Linked DNA regions of Homo sapiens: region 2 is linked to region 1. A link is an interaction called in ENCODE POLR2A ChIA-PET data of the cell type or tissue named here. Cell type or tissue: GM12878. All regions are shown on one strand. Links, peaks and the distances in the headings refer to the core of each region. The heading gives the core; the rest is flanking DNA. Region 1 overlaps RETREG3 (reticulophagy regulator family member 3). Region 2 overlaps EZH1 (enhancer of zeste 1 polycomb repressive complex 2 subunit).

The links. Peaks named below come from ENCODE experiments on the same cell type or tissue, not always from the same donor. Only the 100,000 strongest peaks of a DNase experiment are listed, where the experiment ranks them.
Region 2: POLR2A ChIA-PET joins it to region 1 with 12 read pairs; 10 of 35 experiments call an interaction of 5 or more read pairs at or near these places.

What each region holds. Positions count from the first base shown.
Region 1 is chr17:42,596,777-42,605,490 of GRCh38, forward strand. All of the region lies in intron 1 of RETREG3 (reticulophagy regulator family member 3), which reads right to left. Among named protein-coding and RNA genes, the nearest start is that of RETREG3, 8.2 kb to the right of the region's middle. In GM12878, for the core only: no CTCF peak of the experiment used is centred there; no DNase peak of the experiment used is centred there.
Region 2 is chr17:42,699,293-42,709,238 of GRCh38, forward strand. It overlaps EZH1 (enhancer of zeste 1 polycomb repressive complex 2 subunit), which reads right to left. Exons shown (of 21, transcript NM_001991.5): 14 at 9,584-9,624; 15 at 8,666-8,791; 16 at 6,715-6,893; 17 at 5,796-5,891; 18 at 5,310-5,391; 19 at 4,448-4,528; 20 at 3,585-3,669; 21 at 983-3,300. The coding sequence ends at 3,240. It overlaps CNTNAP1 (contactin associated protein 1), which reads left to right. Exons shown (of 24, transcript NM_003632.3): 24 at 1-701. It overlaps MIR6780A (microRNA 6780a), which reads right to left and starts at 8,859; the gene lies at 8,792-8,859. RefSeq lists a cis regulatory region at 1-592 and enhancers at 1-592, 5,558-6,198. In GM12878, for the core only: no CTCF peak of the experiment used is centred there; DNase peaks (open chromatin) are centred at 5,739 and 7,569; H3K4me3 peaks cover 732 bases; H3K27ac peaks cover 3,747 bases.

The sequences.
Region 1 (8,714 bases), core at 111-5,110:
GTAAGAGAACATTAATATTAATTACCTGGTTACCTTGGAGGGGTCAACTCTAGTTCTTTGAGGTGATCTGTCTATTAAGTTTTGCTGTTTGGAAGAATTTTTTTTTTTTTTTTGAGATAAGAGTCTGGCTTTGTCACCCAGGCTGAAGTGCAATGGCGCCATCTTGGCTCACTGCAACCTCTGCCTCCTGGGTTCAAGCAATTCTCCTGTCCTAGTCTCCCAAGTAACTGAGATTACAGGTGCCCTCACCATGCCCAGCTAATTTTTAAATTTTTTAAATAGAGACAAGGTTTCACCATGTTGGCTAGGCTGGTCTCAAACTCCTGATCTCAAGTGATCCGCCCGCTTCGACCTCCCAAAGTACTGGGATTAGAGGCATGAGCCGCTGTACCTGGCCAGAAGAATCTATTTTTTCTTTTTTTTTTTTTTTGAGACGGAGTCTTAGCTCTGTCGCCAGGCTAGAGTGCAGTGGCGTGATCTTGGCTCACTGCAACCTCTGCCTCCCAGGTTCAAGCAATTCTCCTGCCTCAGCCTCCTGAGTAGCTGGGATTACAGGCATGCACCGCTACGCCCAGCTAATTTTTGTATTTTTAGTAGAGACGGGGTTGCACCATGTTAGCCAGGATGATCTCGATCTCCTGACCTTGTGATCCACCCACCTCGGCATCCCAAAGTGCTGGGATTACAGGAATGAGCCACCGCGCCCAGCCAGAATCTATTTTGTGTGTGTGTGTGTGTGTGTGTGTGTATATATATATATATATATTTCGTATATATATTTTTGTGTATATATATATTTTGTGTGTATATATATATATATATATATATATATATATATATATATTTTTTTTTTTTTTTTTTTTTTTTTTTTGAGACAGAGTCTCACTCTGTCACCCAGGCTAGAGTGCAGTGGCACAGATCTCCACTCACTTCAACCTCCGCCTCCAGGGTTCAAGTAATACTCCTGCCTCAGCCTCCTGAGTAGCTGGGGTTAAGGTGTGCGCCACTGCGCCCAGCTAATTTTTGTATTTTTAGTAGAGACGGAGTTTCGTCTTGTTGGCCAGGCTGGTCTCGAATCCCTGATCTCAAGTGATCAGCTCGCCTCAGCCTCCCAAAATGTTGGGATTACAGGCATAAGCCACCGCGCCTGGCCAAGAAACGTTATTTTATACCACAAAGAAAACTCTTCTTCCTCTGAAGTTTTTTTTTTTTTTTTTTTTTTTGAGACGGAGTCTCGCTCTGTTGCCCAGGCTGGAGTACAGTGGTGCGATCTCGGCTCACTGCAAGCTCCATCTCTCGGGTTCATGCCATTCTCCTGCCTCAGCCTCCCGAGTAGCTGGGACTACAGGCGCCCGCCACCACGCCCGGCTAATTTTTTGTATTTTTAGTAGAGACGGGGTTTTACCATGTTAGCTAGGATTGTCTCGATCTCCTGACCTCATGATCCACCCGCCTCAGCCTCCCAAAGTGCTGGGATTACAGACGTGAGCCACCGCACCCGGCCTCTTCCTCTGAAGTTATTATTGTGGCTTGTTCCAAAAAAAGATAAATCTGGGACTAAAATTGATTTATGGACAAGGATTAATCTTGTTATGGAAGATGCTCACAATTTTAGCCTTCAAGACCCAGAAAATATACCCTTTATGAAACTATTGGCTTATCTTCATCTGCAGGATGAAATCCCATTACCCCGTCATAAAAGGGCCTTCATGATCTGGATCCTGCCTCTCTCCCCACACTGATTCCCTCCCTTTGTTTTTTATATTTCAGTTTTATCAAACTACTTGCAATTCCTTAAGTATCTTACTAGATTGGTGTTTTCCCTATCTGAATGTCTTCTCTCTCTTACCACACCTTTCGGCCCCATTTCCTTAACATTTATCTTGCAAATCACAGCTTAGATATCTTCCTGTTTGTTATTATTACCTGTCACGTTATATCGTGAACACAAACACACATGAATTTACTTGAGAGTAAAGTTTGTGTCTTATTTTTTTCTGTAACTGGGCTTCTTACCACAAGGCCTTGGCATGTAACAGGTACTCAAAGGTATGTTGAATTGAATTGAAGCATAGCTTATAAGAATGGAAGGTAAGGGCTGTAACAAGCAATTTAAATAGTCCAGGTCTTAGAAAACAGTCTTTTTTTTTTAATGTTTACCAGTTTATTATAAGGGATATGTTTTTATTGCCATCATCTCTGGAAAACCAACCTTCTTAGGAGAGCTTAATATCCTTTCCCTACCCTAGTTTCTATTTGTGTTAGTAATCGTGCTCTGGGAAGGGGAAATTGCCAACAGTCTGGCAAGCCTCCCTAGAGAGCCCTTTCAAGTACTCTGGAGAAAACAGCGATGCCATGTGCTGCTGCTGGGGAAGGGAAGCAGCAGCACTGGGGAGCAAGAAACCCTAGAGCTCTTCTCCTTGGCCTTGTTAAATGTGCTTGTTTGTTGGGATGATGCACTGGCTTTAGAGAGAAGATCAATGGCCTGAGGCAGCTCTAGAGGCTTATTTCTGTTAAACTGCTTTTATTCTTTAATCTTACATATAGTCACAGTATCCTTTAGGTGGTAGGCTGGAAAAATTGAAATAGGGTTGTTGGCTGGGCACAGTGGCTCATGCCTATAATCCCAGCACTTTGGGAGCCTTAGGTGGGTGGATAACCTGAGATCGGGAGTTTGAGACCAGCCTAGCTAACATGGAGAAACTCCATGTCTATTAAAAATACAAAATTAGCCGGGCGTGGTGGTGTATGCCTGTAATCTCAGCTACTCAGGAGGCTGAGGCAGGACAATCGCTTGAACCCAGGAGGCAGAGGTTGCAGTGAGCTGAGATTGTGCCATTGCATTCCAGCCTGGGTGACAGAGTAAGGCTCCGTCTCAAAAAAAAAAAAAAAAAATTATACAACTAACATGAATTCATGTTTATCGAAAAAAAAGTACAGGCATGGTGGCTCACGTCTGTAATCCCAGCACTTTGGGAAGCCAAGGCAGGTGGATCACCTGAGGTCAGGAGTTCGAGACAAGCCTGGCCAACATGGCGAAACCCCGTCTCTACTAAAAATACAAAAAATTAGCTGGGCATAGTGGCGGGCACCTGTAATCCCAGCTACTCAACAGGCTGAGGTGGGATGACAGCTTGAGTCCGGGAAACTGAGGTTGCAGCGAGCCGTTATCGTGCCACTGTACCCCAGCCTGGGTGACAGAGCGAGACCCTATCTCAAAAAACAAAAAAGCAAAACAGAAAAAACCACCTAAACACTAACAAATTGGTTTGTGGGGAAAAAAAGAGTTTAAAAAAAAAACAACAAATAAAACCACACACAACAGGCCACATGTGGTACCTAAAGCCTGTAATCCCAATACTTTGGGAGGCCGAGGCAGGAGGATCACTTGAGTCAAAGAGTTTGAGACCAGCTTAGGCAACACAGCAAGACCTCATCTCTACTGAAAAGAAAAACATTAGCTAGGTGTGGTGGTGCACGCTTGTACTCCCATTTACTTGGGAAGCTGAGGTGGGAGGATTGCTAGAGCCAGAAGGTTGAGGTTGCAGTGAGCTCTGATTGTGCCACTGCACTCCAGCTTGGGAGACAGAGCAAGACCCTGTCTCGAAAAGAAAAAAAAAAGTATCATTTATGACATTTATAAGAAAATTGGAAATGTGAACACTGACTAGAATCATTAATTTTTTGCATGTGATAATGATGGCAGATGTTTCTTAAAGTCTCTTTTTCAGAAAAATATACTGAAATACCTAGATTAAATGATATGACACATCAATAATTTGTGTCAAACAATAAGGAAGACGTAGAAAAGAACTGGGGTATGGAAGACACAAAATTGGCCAGGAATTGAAAAAAATAATATTATGTACATGGTGGCACACAATATTATTCTGCCTACTTACACATGTTTTAAGCTTTCCATAATAAAATATTTTTAAAATGATCCATTATCCACATATGTACTCTAAAAAGTGTGAAGACAGGCTATTCTCTTCATTAAAAAATTCACATATAAAAACACTATGGTTTTAAAACTTTTTCACATAATACATAGACAATTAGCCTGATGTGGTGATGAACTCCTGTGGTCTCATCAGCCATGAGGTGGAATGATCACTTGAGCTCAGGAGTTCCAGGGTACAGTGAGCCATGATCACACCACTGCAATCTAGCCTGGGTGACAGAGTGAAACCTTCTCTCAAAAAAAACAATGAATGGGCCAGGCGCAGTGGCTCAAACCTGTAATTCCAGCACTTTGGGAGGCTGAAGCAGGTAGATCACTTGACATCAGGAGTTCAAGACCAGCCTGGCCAACATGGTGAAACCCCATCTCTACCTAAAAATACAAAAATTAGCTAGGCATGGTGGCGGGTGCCCGTAATCCCAGCTACTCAGGAGGCTGAGGCAGGAGAACTGCTTGAATCCGGGAGGCGGAGGTTGCAGTGAGCTGAGATTGTGCCACTGCACTCCAGCCTGGGCAACACAGGAAGACTCCATCTCAAATAAAATAAAATAAACTAAGACGGTGGCTCAAGCCTGTAATCCCAACACTTTGGGAGGCTGAGGCAGGCAGATCACGAGATCAGGAGATCGAGACCATCCTGGCTAACACGGTGAAACCCTGGCTCTACTAAAAAATACAAAAAATTAGCCGGGAGTGGTGGTGGGCGCCTGGAGTCCCAGCTACTCGGGAGGCTGAGGCAGGAGAATGGCGTGAACCTGAGAGGCGGAGCTTGCAGTGAGCCGAGATCGCGCCACTGCACTCCAGCCTGGGCAACAGACAGAGCGAGACTCTCTCAAAAAAAAAAAAGAAAAGAAAAATAAACGAAAAATAAACTAAGAAGGTTCCAACTTTTTTTTTTTTTTTTTTTTTGAGACGGAGTCTTGCTCTTGTTGCCCAGGCTGGAGTGCAGTGGCGCGATCTCGGGTCACCACAACCTCTGCCTCCCAGGTTCAACGGATTCTCCTGCCTCAGCCTCCCAAGGTAGCTGGGATTACAGGCATGCGCCACCATGCCCGGCTGATTTGGCATTTTTAGTAGAGATGGGGTTTCTCCATTGTTGGTCAGGCTGGTCTTGAATTCCCGACCTTAGGTGACCTGCCTGCCTCGGCCTCCCAAAGTGCTGAGAATTATAGGCATGAGCCACTGCGCCCAGCCAAAAGTTTCCAATTTTTTGATGTAATAAAAGCTGAACTATACATCACTGAGCATGTTACTGGGTCAAAGGCATTAACTATTTTAAACAAATAGCTTTATTGGTCGGGCACCGTAGCTCACACCTGTAATCCCAGCCTTTGGGAGGCCGAGGCAGGTGGGTCACTTGAGGTCAAGAGTTCAAGACCACTTTGGCCAACATGGTGAAACTCCATCTCTACTAAAAATACAAAAATCAGCCAAGACATGGTGGTGCACGCCGGTAGTCCCAGCTACTTGGGAGGCTGAGGCAGGAGAACTGCTTGAATCTGGGAGGCAGAGGTTGCAGTGAGCTGAGATCATGCCACTGCACTCCAGTCTGGGCCACAGAGTAAGACTCCGTTTCAAAAAAAAAAAAGTAAGAAAATAGCTTTATTGAGATAATGGTTTGTATACGATAAAATTCTCTTTCAATTCATCTGCCAGCAGCAGAGATGAAAAAAAAATCACAATGCTGTACGACTAATAGCCTTATGTAATTTCAGAACATTTTCATCACTCCAAAAGAAACCCATACCCATTAGTATTCTTTCTCCATTTCCCCCAGCCCTGGAAAAGCTTCTTAAGTGGCTTAAAATATGTTACCAAACTACTTGCTAGAAAGGCTGTCCAATTTATGTTCCTATCAGCCATATGCCCATTTTTCCATATTTTCCCCAGAATTAATTATGATCATTAAAAATACTTAAGGCCAGGTGTGGAGGCTCACACCTGTAATCCCAGCACTTTGGGAGGCCAAGGTGGGTGGACTGCTGGAGCCCAGGAGTTCAAGACCAGCCTGGGCAACATGGTGAAACCTTGTTTCTACGAAAAATACAAAACAATTAACCAGGTGTGGTGACACACACCTGTAGTCCCCACTACCTGAGAGGCTGAGGTGGGAGGATGGCTTGAGCCCAGAGGTTGAGGTTGCAATAAGCCATGATCACACCACTGCTCTCGAGCCTGGGCGACAGTGAGATCCTGTCCCCCGCCAAAAAAAAAACTTAAGATAGAAATTAGTAAATAATTTCCATTTACATATATTTGAATTCTTTTCTTATTTGTGAGAGTGAAATTTTATATATCCATTGATTTTTTTTTCCCCTTTTGTGAACTGTCCCTCCACTCTGTCAGGGACTAAAATCCAATTAAATGATCAGTCTAAATAAAATATCCCTGGAATAGCAATTGGTGTCCAGAAACATCGTGAGAAATTCCAGAACCAAACATAAACTTTTGTGATTAACTATACCATGGAGCCTCACTATTAGTACCAGTAAATTAAAGTTTGCTATAATCATAAATAATGACCACATGTCTATTTTCAAAGACATGATTTCTAGGTTCCTTTGTTATTACAGATTAAGATTGTCTCAAGGGCACTTCAAAACAAAGCATCCCATTCTACAGGGACAGAAAGCCTGTTACTGTACAGCACTTGTGACCGCCTGGTTAATGAGCCCAAGTCACCGGTAAATTCAAAGGAAAAATTAACCCAACCTATATCATGCAGTGACAGTTGTTGCTTGCAAAAAAACCAGAAATGAAATCAGCTAGCTGCTAACAGTGGAGAGAAAGCACTCAACCATACAATTAGGGCAGATAAAAACTAAAGGTAAAGAGAGGGGAAGTAAATAAACCAAGGCATCCTTGGGAGTCTTCTCGGCTCACAAAGACAAGAACCCTGCAAAGACTATCATCAGGAACATTCACTCAACAGATTTCATTAGAAATCTGATGTGTAGCCGGGCGCGGTGGCTCACGCCTGTAATCCCAGCACTTTGGGAGACCGAGGCGGGCGGATCACGAGGTCAGGAGATTGAGACCATCCTGGCTAAAACGGTGAAACCCGGTCTCTACTAAAAATACAAAAAATTAGGTGGGCATGGTGGCGGGCGCCTGTAGTCCCAGCTACTCGGGAGGCTGAGGCAGGAGACTGGCGTGAACCCGGGAGGTGGAGCTTGCAGTGAGCCGAGATCGCGCCACTGTACTCCAGCCTGGGCGACAGAGCGAGACTCCGTCTCAAAAAAAAAAAAAAGAAAAGAAATCAGATGTGTAGATTTTTTTTAACAGAACAAATATCTCTACTTAAATGGGCTCCCCATCTTCCATTTCTTGTTTCTATTATTTTTTACTCAAATCCTAACCTTCTAACTCAGAATTGCTGTATATCCTTAATCACTTTTTTGGGTCATTTTTATTTATTTATTTTTTTGGGGGGGCGGACAAAAATAAAATTTTTACATTTCATTTGTGAAATAACAAATTCTATAATAACCTCCTAGAAATACAGTATGGTTCACTGAGACTAGTGACTGCAAAAAGCAGATCCCAACAGAGATCTCTACTTGGGACTCAGCTTGTGGACTGCTCCAAAACAATATTCCTAATTCATAGACTATGTAGATTCACAGATTGTTAAAAACCACAAAGCAGTCAAGGTGCAGTGGGTCATGCCTGTAATCCTAGCACTTTAGGAGACCAAGCCGGGAGGGCTGTTAGAGATGAGGAGTTTGAGACCAGCCTGGGCAACATATTGAGATTCTGTCTCTACAAAAGTTTTGCAAATAGGCTGGGCCCAGTGGCATGTGCCTCTAGTCCCAGCTACTTGGAAGACTGAGGCAAGAGGACTGCTGGAGCCCAGGAGGTAGAGGCTGCAGTGAGCTATGATTGTGCCACTGCACTCCAGCCTGGGCAACAGAGGGAGACCCTGTCCAGCCCAACAACCCCCGATTCCCCAGCAAAAAAAAAAAAAAAAAAAAAAAACTGAAAGAGCTCAGCAGTTATGTAGGCCTCCTTGAACTATCTCTTCATGTTAGGTGGGAGAGGGAGCTTGGAGTTCACACATTTCCAGTGTTCATTTACCCTCCTCTGATCTCAGAGTACAAGTCAAACCAAAAAGTTACCCAAACCTGTTCTTTTCTGATCCTGTCAGGATACATGCTTGTTGACTCTCACATTCTTCCCCCAAATCACTCATTCACAGATGAGGTTGAGACTAATGAAAACACAAGCTATTGGAAGGAACGGCCTGACATTTCTATTATTATGCTAGAGACAATAACAGATCAGTGACCAGAAGTAATCTAGGCTGGAAGACCTCTGATATGGCCACCATAAATTCTCTGGTACCTGAAAAAAAAAAAAGTATGAAAACCTTGGAATACTATGGTGACAAGGTATCTACATCTATCTCCATCTTTTTTTTTTTTTTTTAAGATGTAAGAGGGCATATTCACAGTTACGGCAAAATATGACTGAGGATACAAAACACTGAAAATTAAGAGCTACCTACCTGAATTCTGATGGGTTTTTTTTTGTACTCCTATCTCCTAATACCTCAAAATGCATAAAAATCTCAGTTAATGATATGTCATTTTTGTCCCATTATTCAATACAATAAAAGAGAAACTAAATATTTCAGATTTGATTTTTCTGACTTGAGCTAATGATCCTCCTCCCTTTCTTAAACATTTAAAATGTTTGTTAACTGAACAGTCAGTCACTCTTCCACATTTCTAAGCGAAATGTCAACACT
Region 2 (9,946 bases), core at 2,806-7,805, 110 kb after region 1:
ATGTGTGGGAGTGCAGGGCTGCAGAGGGTATGGGGGGAGGAGGCTGCTAAACCCTATCCCCCAGCCTCCCCCCTGCCCTGAAGATCTTCCATTTGCTTCCACTCAGCTGGAGGCTCAAGAGGGCTTGATGGCTGTCCCCTGCCCCCCTCCTTTTGTTTTGTACACAGAGACCAAGAGGCCTCAGTTTAGCACCTTAGTACCTCCGCTGCTTCACTTGCTTTAGCCAAAGCCATAAAAAACCTGCAACGTAGAGAAAATAATGCAGATACCCTGACTAGCCAGCCCTCTACTCCTCCAACCTTTTCCAAGATATGCAATGGCCTTTGTGCCTGCCCAAAGGCTTCGCCCCCTCCAGTGCATGAGGAACCCTCTTTCCTCCGCTCAGAGATGCTGCTTCATTTACCCAGGAGGTCATATTCTTTATATATATTTTTTGTTGCAAAGTGTCTCTCTAGAGAAACTCTATATATTATTCGAATTTTTAAATTATTTGTTTATATATAAAAGAAAAGCTCAATTGGCTGTGCTGTCCTGTGCTGTGCTGTGCCCACAGTCTGTAGTTTGCCTTTCCTGTGTTGGAAGTGTCGTGAGTCCTGCTGGTCACCCACCAGCCTGGTCCGGCCTCCACTCTGAAGCAGGGTTGAGCCTGCTGTGCTCTCAGACGCGGAGCCGTTCCAATAAAGCAGAGTGGCAGAGCCCCAGTCTGTGTGTGGTAGCTGGCGTCGTGGTTAGGGGATAAGTGGGATGATTTTAAGGGAACTAATCTGAGGGCTCAGGAATTTCTAGAAGGAGCTCTCAGAATCCTTGCATCACCTTCCAGGGACTTGACTGACTGGCTCTTGCCAGAACCCCCATCTCCCCCTTTCCCAGATCTCAGTGGGTAAGTGGGGATCAGAATGCTGATGCTTCGGCCCAACCTGCTCCTGGACCCCATCCCTGGATCCTTCCAGCCCCAAAGCACACAGTACACAACTTGCCAAAATGGATTCTAACACTTTATTAAGAGGTCACAAGCCACAGGACTTTAAAGTGCATGAAATTTATTGGCAATGAAGCCGCATGTATACCAGGCTCCCCTAGTCCCCACCACCTTGCCCCATCCATCATGACGTGGTGGGGAGGGGTTGAGACCCATCTTTAAAAGTGGGGGACAGCAGGGACAAAGGATGGGAAACTGGAGGAACAGGAGTATTCATGAACTGAAGCTGGGACAGGAGACTGACCACAGTGATTCTGCTCACTGAAGGAAGGGTGGGGTCAGTCTAGTCTCTCAAAGGCTGGTGAAAAGTTTTTTTTCACCTATTCCTCACAGCGAGCCCCTGGCATTTCAAATAGACCTAACTCCTCCTCTTCATCTTTCTCTGGTTTTCTCCTCTATGAGTAATTTGGAACCCACAGTCCAGCTTGAGGGTATCCCTGATATGCACAATGAATACAAACCACGGCGGATGCAGATTTCAGGATCATGCTGGGGCCTGGCCCATTTGGGTGGGAGGAGCTTTCTGTCAGGAGTTGCTGGGTGCGGGGTACGTGTGTGCCCTCCAGTGTGGTGAGTGAGAGCATGTGAGTGTGTGTGCATGTCCCATACCAAACCGTAAGAGGCAGCTGGGTCAGGAGGAACCCCACTTCTTCCTTCATGGGACAACAAGTGGAGTGGGAAGAAGCGGGGCTCTGAGTCCCAGAAAGAAGGGAGAAGCCTGCTCCCTACTGTAACACTCCCAGGCCAATCTATACCCGCCCACACCCTTTCTACTCAACATACTGCTCCTTGTTCCCAGCCAGCCCGGCACACCCACCATGGACACAGGGCAGCTCTTGCTGGCCCCATTCACATGAAATTCTTCTGTGTGAAACTCACTCGTCTGCCTCTCCCAGGAGATGAGACAGGACTGGAGGAGAATCTCCCACCCTCTCTTCTTCCCCCTCCCTCAGGAGTGGGATTTAGGCAGGGACCCTAGAGACCTTAGGCCAAACTCTACCCCAATCTATAGACCTTTTAAAAGAAATGGTTAAAGTGCTTTGCTCTGCATGAATGCCAGAGAGGGTGGCACCACAGCCTGGGACAGGTGGTCTACCTGCTTCTTCTCCCACTTCAGATACCCTCTGCCAGTGTGCCCTGCACACGGGGTGCCAGCCTAAACGCGTGCAATTTAGCCCCTCACCAACCTTGGAACATATTCTAACTCACCCTTTCCAAACAGCAGGCACTACAGACAGGAAAGCAGATTACACCAATCTTTCTCCTCTCTAGTCCAAGCCTGTGCCCACCTACCCTGAAGCGATAAGCAACACTGGCCATTGGGCCTTGCCTCTATGGGGAATGGAAGGCCTGAAAACACCCACAAATCCAGCGAGCCAGGATGCTCACACCTGCCAGGCATACCCCTAATGCTTCTTCAATAGCAGCATAATGCTTGCCTGCAGCTGCTAAGCCAGAACTTTGGAGGAGCTGGAGCACTGGTGTCTGTTCCCAGGAATCTGAAAACACTTCTCCATCTATCTCCAGAGTACACAGAGAAGGCTTTCTCAAAGCCTCCTGGGCCCAAGCTTAGCAGTTTAACTACTATCATCTGGCTGGTTCTCCCTCTCTGGCTAAGGAAGGATGGCGTAGCTTTCCTTCCCCCAGCCTTGAATGCCTGTACTTAGAACCCACACTCTTTCAGTTTGAGCCCTGCCACGAGGGAGGAGGTAGTAAGGTGACCTGTCTACCTCTGAGTTCAGTCTGTGCTGCCTGCCAGGCTCGCCTCTAACCCAGACCACTTGTAGGCTCCAGGGACCACACTTCACTTAGCCTGTCCTCTCCAGGTCTTAGGACCACAGAGGTTTGCCTGCATCCCAATAACATAAGGACTCTTGATGTGGAAAGCTACAATTACAGGCTAGCGCTTGTTGGGAACTGCCTAAGTTGATTCCTGAGGCCACAGCCTGGGGAGCCGACACGAAATCACGCATAAGTCATCCACCCCAGCCTGTGCTCGCTTCTTCTGAGGCCAGAGAAACAGTCTCCCATTTCTGTAACTCTCTGTCCTGGGAGACCAAGCCCTAGCTGCCTCTGTCTCCCCTCTCATTGAGACAGTTTTGTGCCCTCTGGACATGGCAGAGGCCTCACTACAGAGGGAGTGGGTTGGGGGGTTTCTCAGTGTGGGAGACACAGTGCAGGAGACTCGAGCAGCAGTGGTGTGAGCACGAAAGCCAAGACAGTGCCGCTACCATAAGTGCTGCCGTGGGGCCTGGGAGGGCTAAAGGACGTCGGTCTCCCTCTCGATCCCCACGTACTTGAGAGCATCAGCTTGGCTGTACCTGTCCCAGAGCAGGGAAGAGGAACCAGGTTACTCTCATGACTTTTGTGATTGAAAAGGCGGAGTCCCCTCCCGTTTCACTTCCCCTCCCACTCCTTAAGGGCTGTTTACAATGGTCCCACTTCTGAGGCAAGGCACCAGATATCAGAACAAGGGACACAGCCTTATTCACCGGGAGACTCTCTCCTCCATCTCCATTACCCTCCCTGAGCCCCCAAATCTATTCCAACAGCCACTCTTTCCAATTCCTGGGCCACATCCCAAGGACCATTACTGGCACCTCACCTGTAATCAAAGAAGAGCTCTTCGCCAGCTTGAATTGCCCTCTTGGCAAAGATCCCAATCCGATGGTCTCCATTCACCATGACCACTGCAAGCAGGATAAACCCGAGGCTAGGTTCCTACCCAACTCCAAGTCAATAACCAGTAGGCTTCTGGGTTGATTTTCTCCAAATTCCCAGTGAAAACATGAATCAAATGGAATTAGAAAGTAGTCAATATGGTAGTTGCCTCTATGCTTTTAGATCTGTTATTATGGCAGAAAAATTATCTTTATTATTATTATAAGTGGGGTTTTTTGTTTTGTTTTGTTTTGTTTTTTGAGACAGAGTCTTGCTCTGTTGCCCAGGCTGGAGTGCAGTGGCATGATCTTGGCTCATTGCAACCTCTGCCTCCAGGGTTCAAGCGATTCTTGTGCCTCAGCCACCTGAGTAGCTGGGACTACAGGTGCACACCACCACGCCCCCCAGCTGATTTTTGTATTTTTAGTAGAGATGGGGTTTCACCATGTTTGCTAGGCTGGTCTTGAACTCCTGGCCTCAAGTGATCCACCTGCCTCAGCCTCCCAAAGTGCTGGGATTACAGGCGTAAGCCACCACACCCAGCCTATTATTATTTTGTGAGATGGGTCTCACTATGTTGCTCAGGCTGGTTAAATCATGTTTGTGGGAAAGTGTTTATAATGTATTCGCTGAAAAAAGCAGATTAGAAAACTAAGATTGAGAGGGGCCTAAAATGATACCAGATATTAATCATGATTATCTTTGGACAAAAAATAGCTCAGCTAAGGAAAATGTTCAACAACGAATGGAAATCACAGTAAAGAGGCATCCATCCCCCACCCCACCTCCCAGGTTACTGGGACTCACCTTTGGCATAACAGTTGGGATTCACTGAATGATTTGCAAATCGAATTTTGTTTCCTTTCCGAGTAGCATCCACTACAAAATCTGTATAAAGTAAATCAAGGAAAACCATAAGCACAGCAGGCAATTCCACAGCTTCTCAGCTTGAATTTAAAATCAGTTAAATGGTAACAGAAACACTTTAGTCTGATGGGAATGTTGAAGCCCAGTGTGCTAACAGGAGCAGAGGAAAGCATGCAGCCTCAGAATTCAGCCTTGTGTGGGAGCACTCCCTTTGGGTCCCTCTTTGAATTATGGATCTTCTCATCTACTGGGCAGGGAGATTTCTCAGGTAAAGACGCTCAGCACTCCTATTACAAACAGAACCCAGAAATGGAGGTTCTTCCAAAGCAAGGGCACTGTGGCCTGTGGGATCCCCAAGTGTGATCCTGCCCCCTTGCTCTATGCATCTGCTGGAAGATTCGGAGCTGATCTAAACTTGGACTACAGCAAGGGCAATCTGGTAGAAAGATCACCTTGGGGCCAAGTGCGGTGGCTTACTCCTGTAATCCTAGCACTTTGGGAGGCCGAGGCGGGTGGATCACTTGAGGCCAGGAGTTCGATACCAGCCTGGCCAACATGGTGAAACCCAGTCTCTACTAAAAATACAAAAATATTAGCCGGGCATGGTGGCAGGTGCTTGTAGTCCCAGCTACTCGGGAGGCTGAGGCAGGAGAATCACTTGAACCCGGGAGGCAGAGGGTAGAGGCTACAGTGAGCCAAGATCGCACCATTGCACCCTAGCCTGGGCAACAGAGCAAGACTCCGTCTCAAAAAAAGAAAAAAAAAAAAGACCACCTTGGGATGAGACAAAGTGACTTCATACCATTATTGAGGTTGAAGAGGAAGCTGGACATGTATTTGTCATAGACCTTTCCGCGTCGATCAGCCTCATCCTGAGAGATGAGCTAGAGAGATAGACAAATAACAAATAGGAGTATCAGGCTGCCTGCTCAGGGCATGGTACCCTGCCCCCAGAAAGGGCTGGGTGGTATCTCACATGGGTGCTTACTGAGCATCATGATGAGAATCACAAGAGAGCAAGTTCAAGTTATGCTGTTCCAATTCCCACCCAGGCCAACCAGTTTTAAGGCTGAAAAGAGCCCCCCTCATCTCTTGTGTCTGGAGTTGCCAAAGAGTTGAACAGTGGTTTCAGTACTGCAAACGGTTCTGTGGGATCTCCCCAAGAGGCCACGTGAGAACACAGCTGAGTTATTTAGAGATTAATTCAAAGAAGCCTGGCCCACAGAAAATCAGAGTTTCTCATCAGTCTCCCCCGAGTAAGAATGTGGGCCAAAACTATAGCACTCACCTCACCACAGTATTCAGAAATGAATTCGTTCTTCTGCACAGACTCCTTTATGAAGGTGCCCCATCCGGCCACATCAGAGGGGGCCAGCAGCAGGTGCTGGGGAAGAGGGGGCCAAGTCTCAGACTACAGGGTGTGCATGAGTAGGGGGTGTGTGCTGGATGTGCACATGTGTGGTGGGGGTGGGGTGGAAAGAACCAGCAACTGTTAAGAGGATCTGAAAGCAGAAAAAGGTCTAACCCATTCTTTTCTGCTTGGGAGAGAAAAGAAAATGGGAGGTGGTGACGAACGGAAATAGGATATCTCTTCCTTTATCCATGGAGCCCTCCTGGGCCTTAGTCTATAGGAATTCACTGCAATGTGTGAGGTAAACATAGACATCACCAAAGGTGCATACACCTCGCAGCTCCTTTTTGTCTGGCCAGTTCAAGGAACCACTTTTCTTTCTCTTTTTGGAGATGGAATCTCACTCTGTCCCAGGCTGGAGTGCAGTGGTGCGATCTCGGCTTGCTGCAACCTCCACCTCCCAGGTTCAAGCGATTCTCCTACCTCAGCCTTCTGAGTAGCTGGGATTACAGGCATGCACCACCATGCCTGGCTAATTTTTATATTTTTAGTAGAGACAGGGTTTCACCATGTTGCCCAGGCTGGTCTCGAACTCTTGACCTCATGATCCGCTGGCCTCGGCCTCCCAAACTGCTGGGATTACAGGCATGAGCCACCACACCTGGCCAGGAACCATTTTTCTAAGCCCTACTGGGACTGAAGCCTTTATTAATTCAGTAAATATGTGTCTTTTAGGATTTATCAAGCACTTTCACATATAAAGCCTCAAAAGAACCAGTGGAAAGAGAATGCTTGGGACCGTTCCTTCCTTCCCCCTCCATTTTATGTGGTGTGGGGTCCTGAGGAAAGGCCTCACCTTCTTAAGTCCACGCTGGATGCTGCAGTTTTTACAGGAAACCACCTTGCAGTCCCAGTGCTCTGAGGCCCCACAGGTGAGACACAGGTCAGGGTCACATTCTCGCACTGCCAGATAGCAAGGACATTGCTTGGTATTGCACTGGGTCTTACAGCGACAGCCAGGGAAACGATTCTGACCTGGGAAGGGAAGACAGGTAAGTCTTAGAAGGGAAATAAGCTAATACTGGGGCTTGTGGTTGACTCAAGGGACAGCAAAGAAGTAAATTTTTTGTGTTCAAGGATGTTTGGCAAAATAAGAGGAAGCTCCCTTCCCAATAATCAAATACACAAGTTTTGTCCATAGAAAACTGAGTGCTTCCCAACATTCATGCCTTCGAGTCAAAAAAGCAGGTGTGGTCAAGCATGGTGGCTCATGCCTGTAATCCTAGCACTTTGGGAGGCCAAGGCAGGAGAATCACCTGAGCCCAGGAGTTCAAAACCAGGCTGGGCAACATAGGGAGATCCTGTCTCCACAAAAAAATTAAAAAAAAAAATAGCCATGTGTGGTGACACCTGCCTGTAGTCCCAGGCTTGATGGATGTAGGGGGATGAATGGCTTGAGCCAGGGAGGTTGAGGCTGCAGTGAGCCATAATTGTGCCACTTCTCTCCAGCCTGAGCAACAGAGCTGAGATCCTGTCTCAAAAAAATTTAAAAAATGAAAAAAAAAGCAGGTATACTAATAAGAAGTGTCCCCTAGAGATTCCCCAACAATCCTCTCCCTCCCACTGAGGTGGAGAGTACCCCAGAGAATATGAAATCAGTGTGTTTCACTGGTAAATTGTCACCATCAAAACAAGTATCATTTTGAGAACAGAATGCATCCGTTCTATGCCATCCTTCTCCACCCACTGCCCAACCCAGCGCAACCACTTCTCTGCTGCGGCTAAGATCACTATCTGCTATGGGTTAGGAGGTATTTCCTCCAGCAAAACCGCCTGGGCACCAAGTTCTGCAAGCTGTGGGGACTGCCATCAAACTGCTCAGCTTTGAGTTGGGAAGGGCATGGTGGGATAAGAAGTAAAAGATAAGTACCCGGATGTCTCTGCTGACATCCAGGCCCCTGTCTTCTACCTGATATTAAAACTCCAGCTATGAAATGAAAATAGACATACACAGAATCACAAACAAAAAATATCTGAATAAAAAATTTTTTAAAACAGTATTCAGAAAAGGGAAACTGGGGCTGTAACTTAAAAAAAAAAAAAAGAGTCCCACATTTCTTTTCTTTTTGAGACAGAGTCTTGCTCTGTTGCCCAGGCTGGAGTGCAGTGGCACAATCTTGGCTCACTGGCAGCCTCTGCCCTCTGGGTTCAAGCAGTTCTTGTGCCTCAGCCTCCCAAGTAGCTGGGACTACAAGCATGTACCACCATGTCTGGCTAATTTTTGTATTCTTAGTAGAGACGGGGTTCACCATGTTGGCCAGGCTGGTCTTGAGTCCTGACCTTAAGTGATCTGCCCGACTTGGCCTTCCAAGTGCTGGGATTATAGGCGTGAGCCACCACACCTGGCCTAATTTTTTTATTTTTAGTAGAGATGAGGTTTCGCCAAGTTGGCCACGCTGGTCTTGAACTCCTGACCTCAAGTGATCCGCCTACCCAAAGTGCTGGGATTACAGGCGTGAGTGACTGCGCCTGCTGCCCCCCACATTTCTTAATTCTCCCCTAGAAGACAAAGTTGGGAAAGTATCTGATTTCTGTGTAATTGCTGCTTTTAGAATCATGAACCTAAACGTTTTCCAGAAACGACTCTCCCAGATCTCATGCACTTATTTCATTTGTAGAATCCCTAAAACACAGCAAAGGGGATATCAGAAGGCCATAAGCAGTAAAGGGCACAGGAATGGGGCAAGCCTAGGGCACACTGGAGCCAACTGTTTTGGTAGACTATACAGAAAACGTAGCACACTTACAGTCTGGGTTGCACTGGCAGAACTTCTCACAGAAATTCTGAGTCATGATGCAGGGGCAGGTGCTGTCACAGGGGCGGTCTGGGTGGTCGCAGGGTTGGTAGTTGTACACTTGTGTGGAAGAGTTATCTAGGAAAGAAAACAGAGGAGGATGCTGCTGTGACCATACTCTCCAGCTGTCTTCCCTCCCAAGTGTCCAGCTGCCCTGATTCAGAGGAGGCTGGTCCTAACAATCTCCTTGGACACACATTTAGCACCTGAAGTGAGAAGACAGGGATGACCGTTGTTCATAAGCTGCAGTGGGGTGATCTGCTTTGTGGGGAGGGTGTGGAGATGGTCTGGGACAACAGGGAAGCTATTCTAAACATTAAATGAGGTCTGGAACCTAGCAAATGGCACACTAGAAAAGTCACATACTGGCCAGGCACAGTGGCTCACGCCTGTAATCCCAGCACTTTGCGAGGCCGAGGCAGGTGGATCATTTGAGGTCAGGAGTTCGAGACCAGCCTGGCCAACATGGTGAAACCCCGTCTCTACTAAAAATACAAAAATTAGCCAGGCATGGTGGTACATGCCTGTAATCCCAGCTACTTGGGAAGCTGAGGCAGGAGAATTGCTTGAACCCGGGAGGCGGAGGTTGCAGTGAGCCAAGATTGTGCCACTGCACTCCAGCCTGGGTGACAGAGCGAGGCTCCATCTCAAAAAAAAGAAAAATCACAGACCACAAGGCCCTTAATGTTACCTCCTAAGAGGTCTTCTCAGTTGCAGTGAGAGGCTCAGCTGTTCTCAGTTGCTGCAGAGAATTCTGCAATCTGCGGAAGTGGCACAGGGTCAACAAGTGCAGCTGGAGGTGGGGTAGGGTGATGACCACAGAGTGAGGCCTCCAGCTGAACTGCTGAAGAATGCCCTGGTAGAACTTACCTTTCTTCAGCTGAATCTTCCTGCAGTGTGCAGCCCACAATCTGAAAAAGACAGGAAGGACAGGTCTCAGTCACGGCCCTAGGGAGCTCTGCAAATGCAGGTAAATGACAACGTGACTTGCTCTGAGGGACTGTGTTTGATGACTGGGGAGTATCTTCCCAAACCCCTCAACAGGACGACTTTGGTACACAGAAGCTAGAGTCCATCCTAAATCCAGCTGGCCTGTGCTACAAGAGTTAAACTTAAACACAACCCCTCCCAAACAAGCAAATAACATAAAAGAACACAACACAGAAATAAAAGAAAGCCCAAGCCTATTGGTCTATTATAAAGCTATTGTTTCTCTCCAAATCTCTCCCTTTG